Regions from separate parts of the Homo sapiens genome. Here regions 2 and 3 are each linked to region 1. The links are chromatin loops, found by intact Hi-C in ENCODE. Cell type or tissue: B cell. All regions are shown on one strand. Each heading gives the region's core, and the rest is flanking DNA. Links, peaks and the distances in the headings are about the cores only.

Region 1 (8,223 bases), core at 1,816-6,815:
TCTTGTTGTGCCTCATTTGAAATTAAAAATGATTGTGCAATAGGAGCAACTATTTTTTTTTCACTCAAACCTACCTCCAAATTACTTGGACTATCTCCAAAAATTAAATCTAACCTGAAAGGGTAGATCTTCACCATTTTGGAGGAAATTCTCTAGGAATTTATTCTCTAAATATAATTGCAAAATGGAATTACACAAAATAATTACTACATTTTAAATAAGGTAGCGGTTGCCTTATGGGACTAGTTATGTTTGTACCTTCAATCCACAAACATGTATTTAACTGTTCCTTTGTGATCCCTATTAGTGGTCCCAGGTATTGAAGTCATGATGGCAAATAAGCCGTGGTGTCTTCCCTTGAGGCCCTCACAATCAAGGGGAAATCCACAAAAGCAACCACAATATCATGGGGCATTTTGATAGAAGAATCTACAGCAGGCGTCTCACTCAGACTCAATTTTCAACCACCAAGTCCTGTCTCTCAAAGCTAAATTAAGTGTCAACAAGAAATAAAGATACCATAGGAATGGCAAACTAAGATTTGGTTTGCTTTTTGGGAGGGAGGTGGTAGCATTTTCAAATGTAATTCTCTTTTTTCTCCCTCATTTTTGTAGGTAGTATATTTGTCCCATTTTCATCAAATAGCAGCTACCAAAGGCACCTTTCAAAAACCTCCAGGAATAATCCTGCTCCATAACATGGAATCTGTATTGCTTTCTGATCATATTCAGGGAATCCAAATACTGGCCTCTTGCCTACAATTGATAACTTTGTCACAAAAACTTCCATAATGTTATTATTATCATTAAAGAGATAAAATAATTTCCAAAGTTAATCTGTCTGATTATTAAAATAATCTAAATAATCTAAATTGCTATAATTTTGCTTACACATTGAGATATACAATATAATTTTATGTGTATGTACATATATAAAGCTAAACTGATATATGATTGATTTTACTGATACAAAAAATGAACGAACTTCTGTAAATCTCATTACAATAAGATGACTCAGATTTATAGCTCTGCTGATAATGTTATTTAACCAATAAATGGTCTTATTCAAGGGGGATTTCACTTCACTGAATGCAATTAGTAAGGCTTCTTCTCAATTACATATTTTATCTAGTCACCTACATAAGCTAATTTCCTTGTATGAAGAAAAAGGGGAGATTATAATTCTGAGTCATATTATTCTGCCTGTTTCCTTTTGTAAAGCCAACAGAGAATTTAGTCACCTTTCTGGGGATAGCAAGGATATAACAATGTCAGCAGCAAGAATAGCAAAGCACAAAATTTTAGACACCTAATAAAACCAGAGGAATACAGATAAACTCCTTACTATGCAAAACTTATACTTCCTTGTGTCTTTTGGTCATTCAGTTTTTTTTATAACTAAATACCAAAAATTTAGTAGTGATTTGGAAAAATTTCTAGTTACCTGATTTATTAGACTACATTATTTTTCTGTCTACAACCCCATTTTTCCTCACACAAAATACCCAATATAACCCAAAATTGTCCATGATGGTTTGATGATCCTTCTACACATGTTCCTATTTTGAGAAAGCAACCCACACATCAAAACCTACTGCCACAGAATGGAAACAAGGAACGTACAATGCTCTATACAGGTAGAAACTCAGAGCATTCAGCCAGAGGTGCAAGAGAACACCATTGGCAGAATGGGAGGTTTGGGAAACCACTGTTTACAAGATGGGCCACTTTTTGTAACTGAAAACTTATCTAAGTTTAGTTAATTCTTCTAATGACTCAGATCATGCTAGGCACAAGACTTAAAAACCATACCATAAATAGGGATTTTCCCTTACTGTAGCAATATTTTGAAATGGTCTAATTAGCAAACAACTTTGGGTGAATTAACATGTTTAGGCATTTAGTACCATAGTACTTAGAAATCAGAGACCCAAGAAAGAAATGTTAAATGAGAATTTAAAATAGTTGCTTTTAATAATTAAAAGAATTTTACTTTTCACATTTCTTCTATCTGTAATTATCCTTATTTTAAATATATATATTTTTTAAAATATTTAAAAAATTATAAGGCAAGAACTGATAATACATGATTTCTAGAATAGTATCTTGTGCTGGAGTGTCCTACTAAATAAATGTGTGCCACATTCTCATAGCAAAAGCTCTAAAAGTAAAGCAGGTATTGATATAGTTTGGCTGTGTCTCCACCCAAATCTCATCTTGAATTGTAATCCCCATAATTCCCACATGTGGTGGGAGGGCCCTGGTAGGAGATAATTGAATCATGGGGACAGTTTCCCCCACGCTATTTTCGTGATAGTAAGTTCTCATGAGATCTGATGGTTTTATAAGGGCTATCCCCTTTCACTTAGCTGTCATCCTTCTCTTTCCTGCCACCATGTGAAGAAGGATGTGTTTGCTTTCCTTTCTGCCATGATTATAAGTTTCCTGAGGCCTCCCCAGCCCTGCAGAACTGTGAATCAAACCTCTTTCCTTTGTAAATAACCCAGTCTTGGGTATTTCTTCATAGCAGTGTGAGAATGGACTAATATAGGTATTGACTTCAGGTTGCATTCAATCTTTCAGCCAAACAAGATATCTGATAGTAAAATACTGCTTCAAGGTGCTAAATGGTACCCAAGTTGCCCATTTTTTATGCTCTATAGGCAGGTTCTCTTGAGAACAACTGAGAAACTTTGCCTTTAGATATCAAGGGACAAGATACCATTTTAAAATACTTTTGATTAAAAATAATAAACAATATTAAAAGGCACTGAATTTAAGGTCAGAAAACCTAGGTAGACTAAATTCACTGGATTTAAAGTCATAAGATCTTTGTGTGATAGAAATCTCTGAGCTTCAGCTTATCCATGTAGAAAATGGTAAGGATCCTCTCCCCCTCTAATTTGCAGGATATTAAACAAAAGGTGTCTGATTTGTGACTTGACTTGTCAAGCTGTGGGCTTCTATAAGACCTCCAGAGAGCTCACGGTTCAGGGAAAGGGGCAGCCTTAGAAACTACCTAGAGAAGGCACAGCCTTAGAAACTACCTAGAGAAGAAAATGGAGCATCAAGATTGTGCTTTACCCTTAGCATCTCTGCTTTCATCTTTTTTACATAATGAGCTTTAGTGTTTACCTCTCTGCTCACCAAGTTTTATTCTACTCAATGCTCAATTCGAAGGCTGCCTGTATCATGAAGATTCCCTCCATCGAAACCGAGCTTCTCCTTGTATAGAAAGACCATGTTTATTAAACTCATTTGCTATTGTATGTTACCTTGTGTTATTTTTTGCATCTTTGTTTATATAGATTTTGTTTCCCTAAGTAGCCCAAATATTTGAGAGTGGTCCTACCATTGACCTTTGAAACCCCAGCAATCAATACAGTCCCTATACATAATGTAGTGCCAATAATAATGTGCTAAGTATGTAATTTTTTTTCTACTGCTTTTAGTTTTTTGCACAACCTACCCTACGGAAAAAATTAAACACGCCCTCTTTCCCACTTCAACTAAACTTTTTGTTTTCTTTTTTCCATGTTTCCTAACGATCTTGATGAGCAATCAACAAATATACATTGAACACTCTCTCCCTGCCAGGTGTCAGGTTAAGCACTGAGGATCAAGGTCAACCAGACAGGTATAATACCAGTCTTCACTGAACTTACACTCTGGTGAAGGAAGTAGGTAAAAATTAAAAAGCGAATAAAATAATTGCAAGAATTATTAAGTGTCTTGAAAGACATAAAGGAACTACTTTCAAACAATTCATTTGTAATACAATTGGTAAAATTATGACAGGTCAGGGCAGCCCTCTGTGTAGACTATAAGATAAGCTAAATTGGAGAAAGGCAGAGGGAGTCATTACATTTGCATAAGCATACAGTTTGTATAATTTTAATCCTGTGTAGTTTCAACTTTACTATATTTTTTAATGAGCCTTGTTAACTTTAGATTTTAAGTCAAGCTATAAAATATATATAACTGAACCTTACATACCTGAGTCCCTCTACTGCTGATTTTGGGAAGAAAAAATAAACTTCCACATCTTCAGATTTCTCAGGAATCGGGCACCCCGCACCATAGCCCTTACTTGTGAGGAGTAGACTTCAAGAAGTAAGTGGGTGCATGTGAACGCGCAGGCAGACTAAAGGCTACAAAAGGGGATGAAATATGGTTTCTCAGGGTGCCAAATTTTTCATAAGGTGCAAATGACTTCAAAGGATAAAAGGGGCTAGTATTTGAAAGGGTCGGGCTGCAGAAGGGGTACAACTGATGAAGTCCCCAATTTCACTGTCTGGGGTTCACTCTTGATTCATTTATCCATTAGCATTTTGGGCTGGGAAGTCTTTGGTGTATACCAAAGGCTTTCAACTCCTGAGGCCAGGGCCCCGTCCTGCTGCCTGCAGGCCTGGCACTATGTCAGCCTATGGCAGGGGCTCAGCAAACACTTGCTGGGCCGGTGCCTCCAGCTCCACCCGAGCTGAGTCTGCTTCCCAGCCGCGCTGCCCGCTCTGCTCCCCGCACCAACTAGCCCGGGCTTGCTGCCCGCTAGGCGGACTCAGAGACCATCCTCCCCTCTCATCCACCCGCAGACAGACAACCCACCTGGAGACCCCAGCCTCTCGCGTCACCACCGCCGGATGGCCGCGGATAGCTGCCGGGAGTTTCCGTCTTGGTCTCCTTGGTTACCGCGTTACCTCGGTACCCATAGCAACCAGAAAGCTGGGTTCTGCCACTGTCCGCCGGCAGAGGGCGAAAAGGAGCCTGCGAAATGAGAGAGAATGGTGATCACAGGAAGGAAAAGGGCGGAAAAACTCAACAGGCTCTGGAAGCTTTCCGCCAGAGAGGATCTTGGAGATTATGTATGTGCTAAACCTGAGCATGTGTCATATTCCAAGCACAAGTGAGAGACTTATATGTCATATTTGATTCTTCCTCATAGCAAGCCAGCTTAAATCTAAAAAAATTAAGGCACAAAAAATTTGACTATCTTAATCCAAAATTACAAAGCTAGCAAATGGCAGACCTACAAATTAATTCAAGGAGTTTAGTCTCAGAACTCCCACATTTATGCTATGTTTAAATGATTTATCAATGGCTACCATAGGCAAAGTCAATAGAGATTCCAGGTCTCTTCAAAAGTCCAGAACTCTCTTTTCTTTGTACCGAATACATGACCCGTGGAGTCTAATGGGTATAAAACAAAAAGCAAAAGCAAATATATGCACACACACACACACACACACACACACACACACACACACAGTTAACCCACAATTCTCAACTCAACTCTTCCGAACAAAGCTGCACCTGTAGTGAATTTATCTTTGGCTTCCTAAATATGCTGTTTTTTATCTCCCTTTTTAAATACTGCAAGTAGGATGTGTGGTTGGTACTGCACTGTATAGGCTTCTATGCTTAACCACATTGCATCTGTCTCGGTACCAGACTAACAATCCTAACTATTACAGTTAATGTACTAATCTTTACACCATTACTTTTGACATTACTATGCCTGCCAATACCCATTTAAAAAAAAATAATGATTTCACTTGGCATATTCAATTATATAAGATTACAACCACTATGGATAAGAGAAGACAATGGTAGTCTTCTGGTTATAAGTCTGGATTTTGGAGTCAGGCAGATTCAAGATTGAGTGCCAGTACTGCCACAACTTACCTGCTGTGTGACCATGAGCAAGTAACAATGCTCAGTCTAACTGCTTAAATGAGATAACAGTACAGTTAGTCCATACGTAATGTAGTATGGAAGAGTAAATGAAACAATAAATATTAAGTATTTAGCTCTAAGCCAGGCCCATATTGAGTGCTTAATAAACAGTAAGAAACAGTGGTGCTGGTGTGGCTATGATGGTTGCTATTAACGTGTTCATGGTATAACTTTACCACGTCCTTCCTTTAACTTTAATACAAGAACTAGTTTCAGGTGGATGTGCGATACTACTGGTTTTCTTGCACAGACTATTTCCCATACAGGCGCGCTCTTCAAATTACCAAAGATATTTTCAGCTTTCGTCCATTTACTGATCTATTCATTTATTTATTTATTCCACAAATATTTATTGAAAGTCCATTTCCTAGATCCCAAAAATACTGGAGTGAAGAAATCGTCAAAGCCCCTCCTATTTTCAAATATATTTTAACAGGAGCAGAAAGGCAATAAACAAGTATAAATGCATGTCAGCTGCTATGAAGAAAACTAAAGCCAAATAAAGAAATAGAAACTAATTGAGTTCTGTTTTAGGGTAGATGGCCAGGGAAGTATCTGAATGCAAGGAAAGAGAAAGACATGGGCCACTAGAGGAAGAAACAGTCCAGAGAGAACAGTAAACACATGTCAATTATGTCCCAGTAAAGATTATTTTGCAAATAACTTCTCCTCACTTCTACAAAGGACTTTTACTCCAAAAAATGATTCTTACAATGCATTTACTTACACAATAGTAAAATTAAACTCATAAAAATAATGTATAAAGTATTCTTGCACTTTTTGAAAGCATTAAAAGAACATTATCTTATATTTAGAAAAATAGCTTATGCACAGTTATGAAAAGGCAAAGCAGAGACAAAAACTAAGCCTATGCTAAGTCACATAGTAAAATAAAAAGTATGAAGTGCTTGTCTTTCAGAATGATGATTAGTGACAAAATGAAATGAAACATGTCAAAACAATTACAGCTCTAGAGAGATGATATTCTCTCCACTGAAGTAAAATGCGTTTAACTGGCACACCAGCAATGCCGCACACAGTTTACCACAACTATATCAAGAGCACAGTATTCCTGAGGGTTTTTCCAAACTCATGCTTCTTTGTGCCACAGTGGAGACAAGGTTTGAATACAAGTTTTCTGAACTGGAGATATTCAATTTAAAGAGATAAAAATTACCGGCAATGCAGAAATTAAGAGCACAGATTTACATGACTCATTTTACTAAGCTTGAAATAAGGGTCAGGGACTGTAAACAAGCATTATCCAAAACTTAGAAATAAGGTAAAGCCAAAAACAGCATGTCTTTTCAATGCCATACTAGAATACTGTTTAAGATAATCTGAGCATTACATGATTTTCTAAAAAAAAGTGTTGCTTTTCTTATCATTAACTATTGATAAAGTCTCTGTGTAATGTTGTATGTTTATTTGAAGATTTTTTCACCTGCATTTTTCATATCATTTGTATCTGGATATGTAAATAATGTCTTTCCTTTAAATAAAATAATTTCAAAGCTAATGGTTTTATTGCACTATACAACTTTAACCAGTTTTGTATCTAACCTAGAAATCTCATACTAATATTTTATCTCAATTCCTATATACAGTCAGCTACCAAATTTTCTTTGAACCAGCTTTACCATTCTAATAATTCCGTCCTTAATGAATTAAACTGTATCACATGTATATTCTCTACTTAAAGAATATCTTGTTTTTAAGTATTGCAATTATATTTTGATAATACCAAACCTTTGGAAGAAAATGGGACAAATATCATATCTGCAGCTTTCCAGAAGTATTCTCTCAATTTCCATTTGCTCTTTGGCCCTTCAGATTCTTTTATAGGCAAAAGTTTGTGGGCATTTCAAGGTAGCAAAACCAAATTCCTACCATCTCCTTTTTTACAAGCCCTGAAATGTGGTTTTACTTTTACATGAAGCATCTACTTTCTTTATGCCTTGGTAAATGCTAAATATAACATCCTATTACATATGTATGGGGTTTTTCAACTTGTCAAGAAAACTGAGCTTTAGAGACAACATAAAATTACAAAAAATCCTTAGCAAAAACCAAATTAGTATGATATAAATATATTTAAATGCATCCGAATGGCTAAACTTGAGGAAGAATAAAAAGAAACTTAGAGTTAAGAGGTGACATTGGCCTTTTATAATTTTTCTCGGCTTTGTAATTTCTGCCTATCATCCATGACACAGAATTTCTAAGCAAATAAATTTTCATAACACAAGGCAATTATTACTGATGCTTCACAAATGGAGGAGAATCATCAGGGCCTATGATAAATTTTCGATTCCTGCAATGTGCAGTGTCTTCCAAATTGAAAAATAAATGTATAGCCTTGTTGAATGAGCATAGTTAAATTTAATCAACATTTATTCAACACCTGTTCTATTCCAGGCACGGCCCTAAGATAGGTACAAAGGTGAACAAAGACACCGTCTCTGTCCTTGAGTAATTCAAGTGAGAGTTT
Region 2 (6,588 bases), core at 1,589-6,588, 670 kb after region 1:
GAGTAGAAATATACATTCTCTGAATTATATGAGAGTCTATTTCTTGACAGCACAGTAAACAAAAACAAATGAAAGCAAGCAAGCACAAACACATGAAGAAATAGGCTTTGTTTTTCTCAAGTTGCTTTAATTTGTGCAGCTTCCCTCCATTTCCCCTGGATTTCAAATGAACAGTTGGGATCACAGCCAAAAATAATTTTCCCCTTAATTTTTAAGAAGTTAGCATGAGAGATGGAAAGGGAAAAAATGTGGGAAAATTCCCAGGGACACATATTACTGTGGAAACAAGGTAAAGCTAATGGCAAAATTATCCCTCCCTGGGTATTATGGATTTCCTCTTTCGATCTGATGTTTTCCCAGCAATGCATTTAATTTTCCTTCTTTGGTATTTCAGCCTTTCTGGTAACTCAGTTTAAAAGAGAGAGAGTAAATGAGACTTTTCCCTTTGGGAATAGTAATCAACTGTTTAGAGAATTGACTTTTATTTACCTTATTTCCGATTATAATCCTACAATGTAATCATGATCTAGATAAACACTACAGTCTCCAAGTGCTTAATGTGAAAGCATGGTTTGCTTTAATTCATTTACTGCTCTCTTGATAATAAGAAAAGATTCCGGTTTCAATAAAAAGTGCATGCCCTACTGATATCAGAGGGAAAGACAATAGCAAACAGAAAGCGAGGGGGAGGCACGGTGGGGTGGAGATGCCGGCATGATCTGCATCCTGCGAGAAGGGCATAACTGCATGCTGCCCGTCTCTTCCAGCTTGACAGAAACAATGATCCTCTTCCTGACACAGAATAATGAGTTTTACTCAAGGACCAAGGAAGCAGAATCTTTAAATAATAATTTGTGTTCCTGTGGTAAGTAAAAGGACATTTATTAAATATTAGTAACAAGAAGGAAGCATTTTAATAGTTCTACAGCCTCCAATCTGTGTAAGATAAAAGAAAATGTCTAAGGAAAACCACTGTGAGAAAGTAAATGAACATAAAACCCTAATGGATAGAGAGAAGAAGAAAATTAAAAATGAGGTAACCGAGAGCCTGATTTGCAAGAAAATGTGTAATAATTAAAATGTTCTATGTAATCGAGTGATAAATACGACAAGCCATTACAACTATATATAATTTTTAGCCAAATAAGATTTTAAAATGCCATATTACAATACAAATCAACTTCTGTAAACTTTCTTTAATCACTTTAAAGGCCATTAGTCAGTTCAAGTATTAGTTAATCCTTTCTTTTATTCATAAATAACAACTTTAGATTACTCACTTTCAACATCTGATGTTGGACATTCAGTGCACTGTATCTGCTATTGGAATCTTGCTGTAAATCAAAAAAAAAAAAGAAAACACAAAGATAAATATGGCTCTCTTGTTAAATACAGCTTAAAGCACTTTAAAATATAACTTTATTTATTTCACTTGTGTACAGTAAAATGAATTCTACATTTGAACCAAGATGTCGCTGGAGCCATCGATTTAACACAGAAATGAAGTTTTAACATTCCCCTTAGTTTGCTAGATTTTAGAGTAAAAAAGCAGGATATGAAATCATAAAACAGTAGCTTGAAAGAGCCCTTAGAGATGATTTCCTTCCACTTTCATATTCAGAAGAACTGGAGCCCAGACATACGAACTTGTCCTGAGACACAGAGTCACCGCGCAGGGCTAATATATGCGCTGGGTGCTTGAGGTAAGAGGGAAGAAGAAATAAACCGATGAGGAGCGGGCCTCACAAGCTGAGCATGGCTTAAAGGGGGAAGAGAAAAGGCACTTTCTTTCCCTGAACTTCAGCGGGTAAGAAATTCTATATACATGATTTTACCCCAGTGAGGCTCTATTTTGCAGAGTGAGAAACTGAGTAAAGATTAGGAACCTGCCAAGAGCAAATATTTCATTAAGTAGCAGAGCCAGGATTGAAACTTGAGCCTAAGTCTCTGGCTGAACTGCGTGTCCTGAGCTCCAGGTTCCAGGGGTATATCTTTGTGTTCCTGTGGGGTATCTTCACATATGGACCCAATAGTCCCGGGCAGCCATAACCAGTCAGTATGCAAAACACACCTGATTCTTTTCCCTCTCTATGCTATGTTGTTTATGTTTAGGTACCATATCCCTCACTTTACCCTGCCAGCACAAGTATACACTCATGCATTTTTTTTCATATTTTTATTAAAAACTTCTAAAATGAACTGCATTTTTGCTTCCTCACTTTACTGCTTTAATTTGTAAGGAAATTACAAGTGCACACAGCTTTGGTTAGTGCTGTTAAAAGCAAGCAAGAGTTGAAAGCTGATGGCCTCCTGGGCTATCCAAAGAAGTGACTCTTCTCAGTTTTTTTATTTTGAGATAGGGTCTGCCCTGTTGTCCAGGCTGGAGTAGAGTGGTGGGATCATAGCTCATTGAAGCTTTAAACTCCTAGGCTCAAGTGATCTTCTGCCTCAGCTCTCAAGTAGCTGGGAATAGAGGCATGTGTACCATCACGCCCAGCTAATATTTTGTACTTTGAAGTCTTGCTATTTTGCACGGGCTGGTCTCAAACTCCTGGCCTCAGGCAATCCTCCTGCCTCAGCCTCCCAAAGTTTTGGGATTACAGATGTGAGCCAACTCACTTGGCTTCTTCTTAGTTTTAATACCCCAAAATATCAATGTTTTTCAATTAATGCTTATATACTTTTCTTAGAGTAAGAAAAGAGTAGCTTTTATCCAGTTAATTTGGACTTTAAAATATTTTTATTTATTTATTTATTTAATTTTTATTTTTTTATTGATCATTCTTGGGTGTTTCTCGCAGAGGGGGATTTGGCAGGGTCATAGGACAATAGTGGAGGGAAGGTCAGCAGATAAACAAGTGAACAAAGGTCTCTGGTTTTCCTAGGCAGAGGACCCTGCGGCCTTCCGCAGTGTCTGTGTCCCTGGGTACTTGAGATTAGGGAGTGGTGATGACTCTTAACGAGCATGCTGCCTTCAAGTAAAATATTTTTAAATGCCAGTATCATTCATCCCTTCACCCATTCCACAAATGTTCTTAAATGAAAACTCTAGGCCAGGTCCTGTGTTGCATGTTACACATGTGAAGGCAAACCAAAATAAATCTTACATTCTATAAAAAAGAGAGACTGCAAACAAATAAATGAAATAATCTTCTTTTTATAGTTGAACATTAAGGTTATTCCCAGTTTATCCCTATTATCAACAATGTGATAAGTAAAGGTAAGTTTAAAGTCTTCCTCTTAGAATTTTTTGGCAGCCAAAAAAAAAAAAAGGGGGTGTCAGTCCTATAATCCCAGGGATCAAAAAGTAAAAGAGTTCGCAACTGTATTTCTCTCTCTTTCAAGTTTTATGAAAACAAATTAAGGAAAACAAACAACCACAACAAAAAAAACAAAACTTACCCTTCCTTTATTTAATGTTTCTTGTGCTTCTAACTTATAAACAAGAAAATCTAGAAAATACAAGATGGAAAAAAACAGTGATAATTCACTACACAGATTTTAAACATCTAAAGAAATAAAGGCAAACTTCACTCATGCTTACAAAAGTGTTTTAGGTTTAAAACAATCTACTTGGTGATTTACATACTTTATTTTGGCTCTCATTGCTTTAGAAAGAATTGGAAAAAACATACAGCTTCCTCTTTACCTTACAGCTGTAAATCTTGCATCCACAAAATCCAAATTATAGCCAATTGATTAAAAGTGCTTTTAGAATATCTCTGATTAACTCTCCTTGAAATTTAGGAGGGAAAAAATGGAGCACATCTGAAGACAAAGGTGATTTATTGCTATCCACTAGATGGCACACTAAAATCATTCAGTTCCTGAAAACAGAAATCAAGCCAGCCAAGCCATCTTTAATGCTTTGAAAACCTTATTATCCACTAGATGGCTCTATAAAATCACTCTGCATTTGAAGGCAAGGAGACTCCAAATCTTATCAAAGCATTTAATGATGCTGAACTTCTATTCTTCACACAGGCTCAATCCAAGGGTCAGTAAAACATCCTAACCAATACTGCCCCTCCTCTGCTATCCTCTTCCTTCCTACCAAGGTAGGCAGACAGAACACGTAATTTAAATTTCAAGATTTATCATAAAACATGAATAAATAAATATCAGAATGCAGATAACTTCAAATCATCAGCTGTATAAGGCCTGTGTTTTATGGAAAAATTCTGATAAAAATTGACAGCATTGCCCAGTGGCTGTCCTAAATGTAAACTTTCAAACTGAATCAACTGATGTGTCAATAAAAACTTTCACAAGGTAAAAACAGGTGCATAACTTAAAATATAATGGACAATGGGATCAATTCATTACGGTATAAATATATATGTATGTGTATAAAATTTGTCATATTCTGGACAATGCATCCTGTTACTTCCCCCCCAACCCCAGCCCCCTCAATATCTGTGGACAGAAGTTCCAGGTGTAAGTAATATACCCGTTTAATATGCAGATGAAAAATTATATGTTATTCCTGAAATAATAAGTGTAACCAATATATGAGCTATCACAAGGTGGCATAAACTGAATACAGTATTCTAAATCCAATCTTGTATAGGGATTATTGCACAATGCATAATATATTACTTGACATGTCTTTCTCTGTCCACCTATCTGACTTTGGGTTGATTTGAGAACGATCTTAGCCAAAAAAAAATTGTAAACCAAGTATATGATACGTCAAAGAAGAGTACTGGAAAAACACAGAACACAAATTATGTATTTACTTACCTTCCTTTGCTTTTTTATGTTCAAGTCTTTCTTTTTGCAAGGATTTCTCTAATCTTGATCTGTGTTCATATACAACTGGAAAAAAAGTTAACATTTTTGTCTTCAAAGAATTAGAAATTTAAAACTAAAATTAACATCAATTTTTAAAACAGGAAGAAAACAGTGTAGAGTCTTTACACAATTTAAATAAAAACATATGTGTTTTAAGTTCCCCTTTCCAGGTAAAGAACAGACATACTAATAGGCATTATTCTGGGCTGGCTCCCATCCAGCCTGCCCTTTTCTAAAGCCAGTACTCTGAATGATGCTTCCACCTTCTTTGCCAGCTCCATTTCCTTCTAGGCCTCTTAAATGCAAGTGTCTTTTTGAGATCTTTTTCCTCCTGTCTTCCTGGGCAACCTTGCTCAATCTCCTGACTTTTAACCATCATCTGCAAAGCAGTTACCCCCACATCTACACTTCCACCTCTGGCTTCTCTCTGACTCTAGAAGGGTATTTTCTCCTAAATATTCCATAAGTACTACAAAGTCAACATGATCTGCATCTGAATTAAGGCTGCCTGGATCCATAAGGAGACCTCAGCAGCATACCACTGGAATGAAAGAGGAGGTGTATCTCCTCCCTCCTCCCACGTCAAGGAAAACAGACTAGAGAAGCACAGAAATAGAGAAGGAAGGGACTCTCCAAAGAATTTATAAAAGGGTCCACAAAAGAACTAGTCAGGTTCACCATCAGCCACAGCCAGAAGAAACCAGCGGCAAACCGATGTTCGGTTCTGTAAGACCTTTCTGCCCTTTATCCTCCCTCCCCACCCAGTCTACTCTGAAGAATCCAGAGTCGCCTGGTGAGCAGGGGAGGAAGAGCAGACATGTCTGGCAGACAACAAGGGAGAAGAGGCATACCACAACACTCCTTCCCACTGCAGGCTCCACACCTACAGCAAGCAGAAGCTGGACAGGAGGGAGAAGCCTTACCTTTGAATTAACTGTCCTGGACTAGACCAGACATAACAATTAATGAACCAAGACTGTGTGTTTATGAATACAAGTTTTGAACTATTTTTTGCTTTTAATCTGAGAGAAGTTAGTGAAGCAAACAAGTTTGTCTAAGATTTCATCCAGGAACAGAAAACTCAGCTCCACAAAATGGTTTGAATAGGCACCGAGGGAGAGAACAGAGTAAATTAAAATTCTGATCTACCCTTTGAATCCTGTTTGTTCAGCATTATGGTCAAATATGATCTCATTCTTGGCAGGCTAAGCCAAACGTGTTACTCCATTCTTTGGCCAGTCACAAGCTCCCCGTGACTACATACAATTTAAGCATCAATCACTGGTTGACCATATACAATTCACAGAACAGCCCCAACACTACTGGCTGCTGCCAAAGTCATCAGGGTCCCAGAAAACTCCCTTTCCCCATCCCTGCAGCAATCCCTTGCTGCTTAAGGGATTCCCTGCCTCTCTTCTTGCCCTTTCTCCATTGTTATGATGGCCAACAACCACCATTGTCCTCTTTTCAGGTTGGCCATCATCTCCTGCGTTCTATAGCTTCTCCCCACACTGTGTCTTTTCTTGTCATCCCATATAAAACTTCCATTCTCAGGACTCCATCTACTATCACGATAGACCCTACCTCTATTCACACCTCTGCTAACATCTCCGTCTCTAACTCCTAGAATGCCTGTGACCACTCAAATTTGTATGGTGTGGTCCTCTGATGACATGCATACCCCAATCTCAACTTTTCCCTCATCCGTAGGCAGTCATTGCAATAATCCCTGCCCCATCCCCTTCCTCTACCAGGGTTCCTTTTCCATTCACCAGATGATCCTTTCCCCCTGCA
Region 3 (6,588 bases), core at 1,589-6,588, 310 kb after region 1:
TGAGGATGCTCATGGCCCTTAAACAAAATGGCACAGTATGTGAATATAACCTATACACATTCTCCCATATACTTTAAATCACCTCTAGATTACTTATACCTGATACAATGTAAATGATATGTAACAGCTGTTATACCATATTTTTAAAATTATCATTGTATTATCTTTTATTGTGTTGAATATTTTCGATCCCCAGTTGGTTGAATCCAGGGATGTGGAATCCACATATGCACAACCCATGGATACAGAGGGCCAACTGTACATACTTGACTTTTCTAGTTCTGTCTGCTGAATAGCCTAGAAACAGACATCCAGTAGCAATGAGTATACCCAGCATCCAGATCTAGGTATCTAATATTCCCTAGGGTTCTATGGAGAAATTGCTGACTCTAAATCCTGGAATATCTTTTATATAACCTATGAAGTGCTTCAAACAAACGACAGAGGATATCACAAGGACATGGGAGCCAGCTCAATAGTTTCTACTGACCAAATCTAAGGCAACTTGAGCATCAAAGTAAGTATGGTAAAATTAATTTTAAAAAAAACATTAAAAAGCATGAGTTTATAACAATAACAGATGTAAAAATGAGATGGATATAGATGGATGAATGAATGGATGGATCAGGGGAGAAAGGAGGGCTCCTGCTTACAATAAAATATTAATTGCCAACTGGTACATGTGGAAAGAATGCTGAAGTTGAAGACTGAATAATCAAGAATCATCAATGCATGCTAAATCCTGGATGAAAATGTTGTTAGCATGGACTTAAGAGAGTCTCCCACAGGTTGCTTATTAATCGCAATGTAAAACACAGTAACTATACATTGGAGAAACTGAACACTACCTTGATCAGGTGATCAAAATTAGCATCACCAATAAGACAGACATTGTGTGCCCCCAATATCATACCATGATGACATAGTACCATCAACAGAGTGTTCTCGCCAAGAATGCATACCTTAAATCCGATTCAATGCTATAAACGACCAAGGTGGCCATGGAAATGATCCACAGTAAAGGAGACTTAAGGAAGGACAAATGAAAAAGCAAACAATAAAATGAAGAGGGTAAAATCTGAATAATAGTTGAATTTTAAAGGACATACAGATGTTCTTTGCACTATTCTTATGCTTGCAAATTTTCTGTAAATTTGAAATTATTTCCATATAAAACGTTTAAATCAATTAAGACAGCTCAATAACAAGTTCTCAACCTGTTTTGCCTGATTAGGCTTTTAAAAGTCATTTTAAAAAAACTGACTCTACATTTTTTACAAGTGTGGAAAGACAGTATTTTAAACATCTAAAACAGCAATAATCTCCATGATCCTTTAAAATGAGTACAGTTAGATTTATGAAAAAACAATCACATTGCTCTAATTTCTCTCATTTTCCTGTGGACCAGGGAGAGGTTTCTCAAATTGGTGTTTGGGAACTAATATCCCAAACAAGACGTATTTTCAGTAATAGAGGGAGTACAGTTCAGTGGAAAGAACATGGAATCTGGACACAAATTTAAACTGAGGCCCTAGCAGTTACCAGCTGTGTACCCTAAGCTCTGTCAGTTTCCTCAATTGTAAGATAGCTAAATCATAGGACTGTTAAGAGAATTATGTAAACGTAACTAGTGCTTGACACAGAGAAGGTGCTCAACAAATTTGTTTTCCTCCTCTTCCTTTCCTCTGAAGCCACTTTTCTGTTCTCTGGAAATGAATCTAACTGGGGCCACTCTGGCCTTCTTTTAACACAAACTCAGCCCTGTTGGAAGGATCACATAAGAAACTAAAGTACTCTAAGAATAAGCCTCCTTTGTGGAGGAATATTTCATGAAAACAGAAGCCAGAGATAATGGATAGTAGAATAATATGGAAGGCTTATAAAAACAGGTGATTTGAGGCATGTCTGGTAACTTGAGTTCTTTTAAAGGAGGGTAAAGACAGCAGAAGGAGTGATGATGTTAGATAATGTTAGAAATGATGTTTAAAAAGTCTGCTGCAAATAAAACAGTGTCTTTTTTCTTCATATATCCACAAGTCTATTCGGCAAATGATCACCCATCTACCTCCAAGAGTGAATGATAGTTTATGCCAAAAATAAATAAAGATCAGCATTCTATTTGTCTTACTGGCTACATATCTTTGAAGAAAAAAAAAAATCAGGTCAGTAAAATGTTCATTAATTAAGAGATTTCATCCAATTTTCATCTAATTGCCTATTTTTTTTTGCTCCTTTCAACATATTTTCATTTACATTTAACAGGATGTTCTACTTTTATGGTGCCAATGATAATTCTTTAAAAATCTGTTTTTTAAAATGGAGAAAAAATAAAATAACTTGAGTTGCATAACAGCAAAAAAATATACTGTCAACAGAAACTTAGTTTAACGTCTAAAATCTTTATAAAAGATAAGCAAATTCTGATTTTTTCCCTTTATTTTATAATTGAAAAATGAAACCACTTAACATGAACACTTGATACATAATTTCCTTAAAACTTCTCTATGGTGAAATAAAACTGTACCTAGTTGAAGAGTGTATATAATATTAACACTCATGACAATTTCAATCCAACCGTTGATATAGCTTCAAATTACTATTAATTGTGGCTATTTTTTGGGAAAAAATTGTGCAAAGCTTATGAGGGCCCAGTATACGAAAGGCTTAATTTTTAAGAGTCAAATCTACATTTGTCACAAGAGTTCAAAAAGTGGCATTATAGTGCAAAAACACTAGAAAATGCTATCTCTTACTCATAAGTCGTTTAAAACAGGTTGGAAATCATATAAAAATACTCAGTACCTTATAAGTAATTAACAAAAATATTTCCATTGACTACTCTGTGTCCAAAGTGATTAAGGACAAAAATAGAAATTCTTGCTTTATTATTTGATAAACTGCTGATAAGCTCCCATTAGAAGTTTTTTAGACATTACACCAAGTTGTCTTGGTCTTCTGTTCATATATATATATATATATATATATATACACACATATATATATGCATTTTTTCAAGTAAAGAAATGTTTAACAGATGTAAACTATTTATTGAATATTTGCCACCAAATATTGTTAAATACATTATCTTGCAGCATATCGCTTTCAAGTTAAAATGTCAGAAACAAACACCAATATTTACAATTCTTTTAAGGAATGTTATATAATGACACATTAAGGCGTAAATTCTTTTGGCTTATAATTCTTAAAAGAATGATAATAGCAAAAGTGATGCAAAATCTTCAGTGTGAGATTATGATTAAGCTACATTTTACAAAAATATGGTGTAAGATGGCAATAATCCCATTCAACATCCTGGATTAGATCCCTTCAGGAGGGACTGATAATTTATACAGTCAAACTTTAAAATTTACAGATAAAGGCAGTTCAATACTGCCACTGAGAAGTACATCTCTTAACATATACAACTTTCAGGCCACAGTTTTGAAGGTCTGAAGTATTAAGTTGGTTTGATGAATTAGTCGGTTGGCACTTACGAACACATTTATTGCCCTGTTTAAAAAGAAAAGAATAAGCATTAATTTCATCCAAAAAATTCACCCTTTTAAGATTTATACTATTAACAGTAGCAATGGAATCAATTTTAGAAAAAAAAAAAAGACAAGTTAGTATTATTAAAACTTTTATTCCAATTTAGGATATAATAGTCTTGCATCATTTTAAACTATCTAGTAATTACTGCCCCCTGGTGGTTCTGACTGGTAATAAAATGTTGGAGGACTGCTAATGATAGTGCCTCAACAACCCAGTTCATTTATAGGTGGAACAAGTTAACTGGCCAAAAGGAGGATTCAGATGTGGTCTCCAGCTGTGGTTTCATAGAAGTTAACAAGTAAAATCCAGCAAAGTATCATAATCTCAAAATTTGTAATTAATGGGCATAATACTCAAGAAAAATCTAATTACTTCCAATCTGATTCATCCCAATCTCTTTATCTCCTTAAAAAAAGGTAGAAATTCTAAGCTACAAACTACTACAAACTACTTTTACTATAAACATACTTTTAAAACAAAATAATCATGCAGTTTCAAAATCTGGGAGCTGACAACATATAAAAATATATTCTTTAAAACTGGCTTTGAGCCCCACCACATTCTCCTAATGGCTCATCTTCATGCAGCTGGGATTCAGAGATGATGCCCTAGTCCCACTGTGTGGCCTCAACAGTTTCCTAGTATCATATCTAGCATGCACCCGCATCCTAGACATTTCTCAAAAGAGAAGGCCCAGGGACTGGACCTGGTGGCTCGCACCTGTAATCCCAGCACTTTGGGAGGCCAAGGTGGGCGGATCATGAGGTCTCTTGGAGTGTGAGACCAGCCTGGCCAACATGGTGAAACCTTGTCTCTACTAAAAATACAAAAATTAGCCGGGCATGGTGGCATGTGTCTATAATCCCAGCTCGGGAGGCTGAGGCAGGAGAATTGCTTGAACCCAGGAGCTGGAGGTCGCAGTGAGCCCAGATCCAGCCTGGGCAACATAGCAAGACTCTGTCTCCAAAAAAAAAAAAAAAAAAAAAAAAGAGAAGGGCCAGGAAGAAATAGCTGAATCAATGCAAATCCATCCCCCTACTGAAAGATGGCCTAAAGATCAGGTTCTATCAATAATTTTCTGTTTTGAGGAAACAGGTATAAAACTCAAGCACATTATTGATACACAAAGAACTGGAATTTTAAAAAGCTGCTGAATGGAGAGAAAGTAGTAGCAACGACACTGAATCCATATGCAGAGTAAATAATTTCAATTAATTAATGAAAATTAGTCTCTAAATTAATGTCTACCTTTCATTGTGCTTATTCCATAATAGTAATTTAAAATCAGAAATAATAATCCCATCATGTAAATTATTATTTTAATGTGTTTTTGGTTATTTGAGCTTAGCATAAATCAAATAAAAGTTTATTTTCAAAACACAAATGCCAGCTTATTAAACTAAGTCATCAAGGAGCATTTCCCTTAGACAAACCTGTGTATGGAACACCACCACAAAACAAGTAATAAAATTTAGCTCGATATCTCTAATTCATAATATAAATGTAAATACTTCAACCTGTTTGAACTGTTAAAAATGACTCTGAAAATTAACATAATTCTATCTAATGTATTTTTATCATTTTTAAATATTACTACAATAATACTGTAATGATGTGACATGAATATAGAGATCTTAAAACCTGAATAGCAGGATGGAATGATTGAGGTCTCTATTTACTTTTCTGACTTTAAGCACTGTTAAAAAATAATCTTGTTCAAAAAATTCTCACATTTGACTTGAAGTGCAAATAACTACCTATACGGCCAGACTTTCCATCAGTTTATACATTATACGTATGCATGTATGTATGTTAAAATATATAAAATCTCTTGGTTTTCTATAGTGCATCACAACCAATTATATATAAATTAAAAAATAATGTCCAATTTACATTTTAGTATATTTCCTATTTTATAGAATGATGCTGTGAAAGCCTCTTTCCAGGAGAGTGGGTCAAAACCCTTACAGCACTTTAAAAACATCTGGGGCACTTTTACAAAATATCTAAACCCTGACTCCACTCCCAGCCAACTGAATCAGAATCTCTGCAGGTGGGGCCTAGGCAGTGGGAATTTTTTAAAAACTGTCCTCAAGTGACTCTAATGCACAGAAAGGATTGACAACTATTGCTTTAACTTTAGTGCAGTAGTTCTCAATAGACCTGTAATGTATCACCTGAAAATTTCTAAGAAATGCAAATTCTTAGGCTCCATCCTAGACCTACGAAATCAGAAATTCTAGAAGTGGGACCCTCGAGCAATTTGCAATTTGACTGTAACAAGTCCTCCAGATGACTCTGATGCCACTAAAGTTTGAGAACCACTGTTTCAGGAGTGTATAAAGTAGGCCAATGAACTAAAATTGCTTTTACATTTTTAAATGGTTAAAAAACAAAAGAAGAATATTATATGACAGGTAAAAATTATTTCAAGATACTGAAATTTGAATTTTGTATAAAGTTTTATTAAAACACAGTCACACCCCCTTGTTTGTACATTGTCTATGGCTTGTTTCTGTACTACAACAGCAGAGATGGGTGGATAACGGCAACAGGCCCACCAAATCTAACATATTTACTACCTGGCTCTTTTCAGAAAGCGTCTGATAACTCCTGTTCTAGAAAGGAGTTATGGCTAGATTAGCAACCATTCATTTTCTATTGTTAATGGTCTGCCTTCATTATCAGTTGCCTGGAGTACTAATAATAAAATAAAAGGGCTTAATTTATGTGGTTTTCATATCATATAAAACCACATAATCTATTTAATTTTAAAAGTAAAGGATAAATTACAGTACTTACTTGCCATCTTTAAAATACGTTTTCAGAGTATCACTGAAACTTTTGGAGTACTTTACAAATTCTTTCTTTTGGTGTTCAAGTGCCTACAGTCACAAAATATAATAAGAAATAAAGTACTAAATAAGAGAAATAATCACAAAAGCCAAAGGCAAGGACAAGAGATTACACAGGATATGGGATGCACTTTATATGAATATTACTAATAAGCAATTGTGGAGTACTCACTTTTAAATA

Evidence for each region. A loop is a pair of places that touch in the nucleus more often than their neighbours do. Peaks named below come from ENCODE experiments on the same cell type or tissue, not always from the same donor. Only the 100,000 strongest peaks of a DNase experiment are listed, where the experiment ranks them.
Region 2: a loop joins it to region 1, with 7 times the contacts of the local background. A loop is called at or near these places in 7 of 110 quality-filtered maps.
Region 3: a loop joins it to region 1, with 17 times the contacts of the local background. A loop is called at or near these places in 36 of 110 quality-filtered maps.

The regions. Positions count from the first base shown.
Region 1 is chr3:167,375,643-167,383,865 of GRCh38, forward strand. It overlaps ZBBX (zinc finger B-box domain containing), which reads right to left and starts at 4,655. Exons shown (of 22, transcript NM_001199201.2): 1 at 4,605-4,655; 2 at 3,996-4,150. In B cell, for the core only: CTCF peaks have their summits at 4,750 (motif pointing right) and 4,952; a DNase peak (open chromatin) is centred at 4,689; H3K4me3 peaks cover 533 bases; H3K27ac peaks cover 506 bases; H3K27me3 peaks cover 274 bases.
Region 2 is chr3:168,043,548-168,050,135 of GRCh38, forward strand. It overlaps GOLIM4 (golgi integral membrane protein 4), which reads right to left. Exons shown (of 16, transcript NM_014498.5): 2 at 4,744-4,818; 3 at 3,403-3,452; 4 at 1,281-1,334. Among named protein-coding and RNA genes, the nearest start is that of GOLIM4, 49 kb to the right of the region's middle. In B cell, for the core only: CTCF peaks have their summits at 3,832 (motif pointing right) and 4,033; a DNase peak (open chromatin) is centred at 3,844.
Region 3 is chr3:167,680,880-167,687,467 of GRCh38, forward strand. It overlaps PDCD10 (programmed cell death 10), which reads right to left. Exons shown (of 9, transcript NM_007217.4): 8 at 6,355-6,437; 9 at 2,419-3,510. The coding sequence ends at 3,429. Among named protein-coding and RNA genes, the nearest start is that of WDR49, 30 kb to the left of the region's middle. In B cell, for the core only: CTCF peaks have their summits at 3,673 (motif pointing left) and 3,874; a DNase peak (open chromatin) is centred at 3,722; H3K27ac peaks cover 440 bases.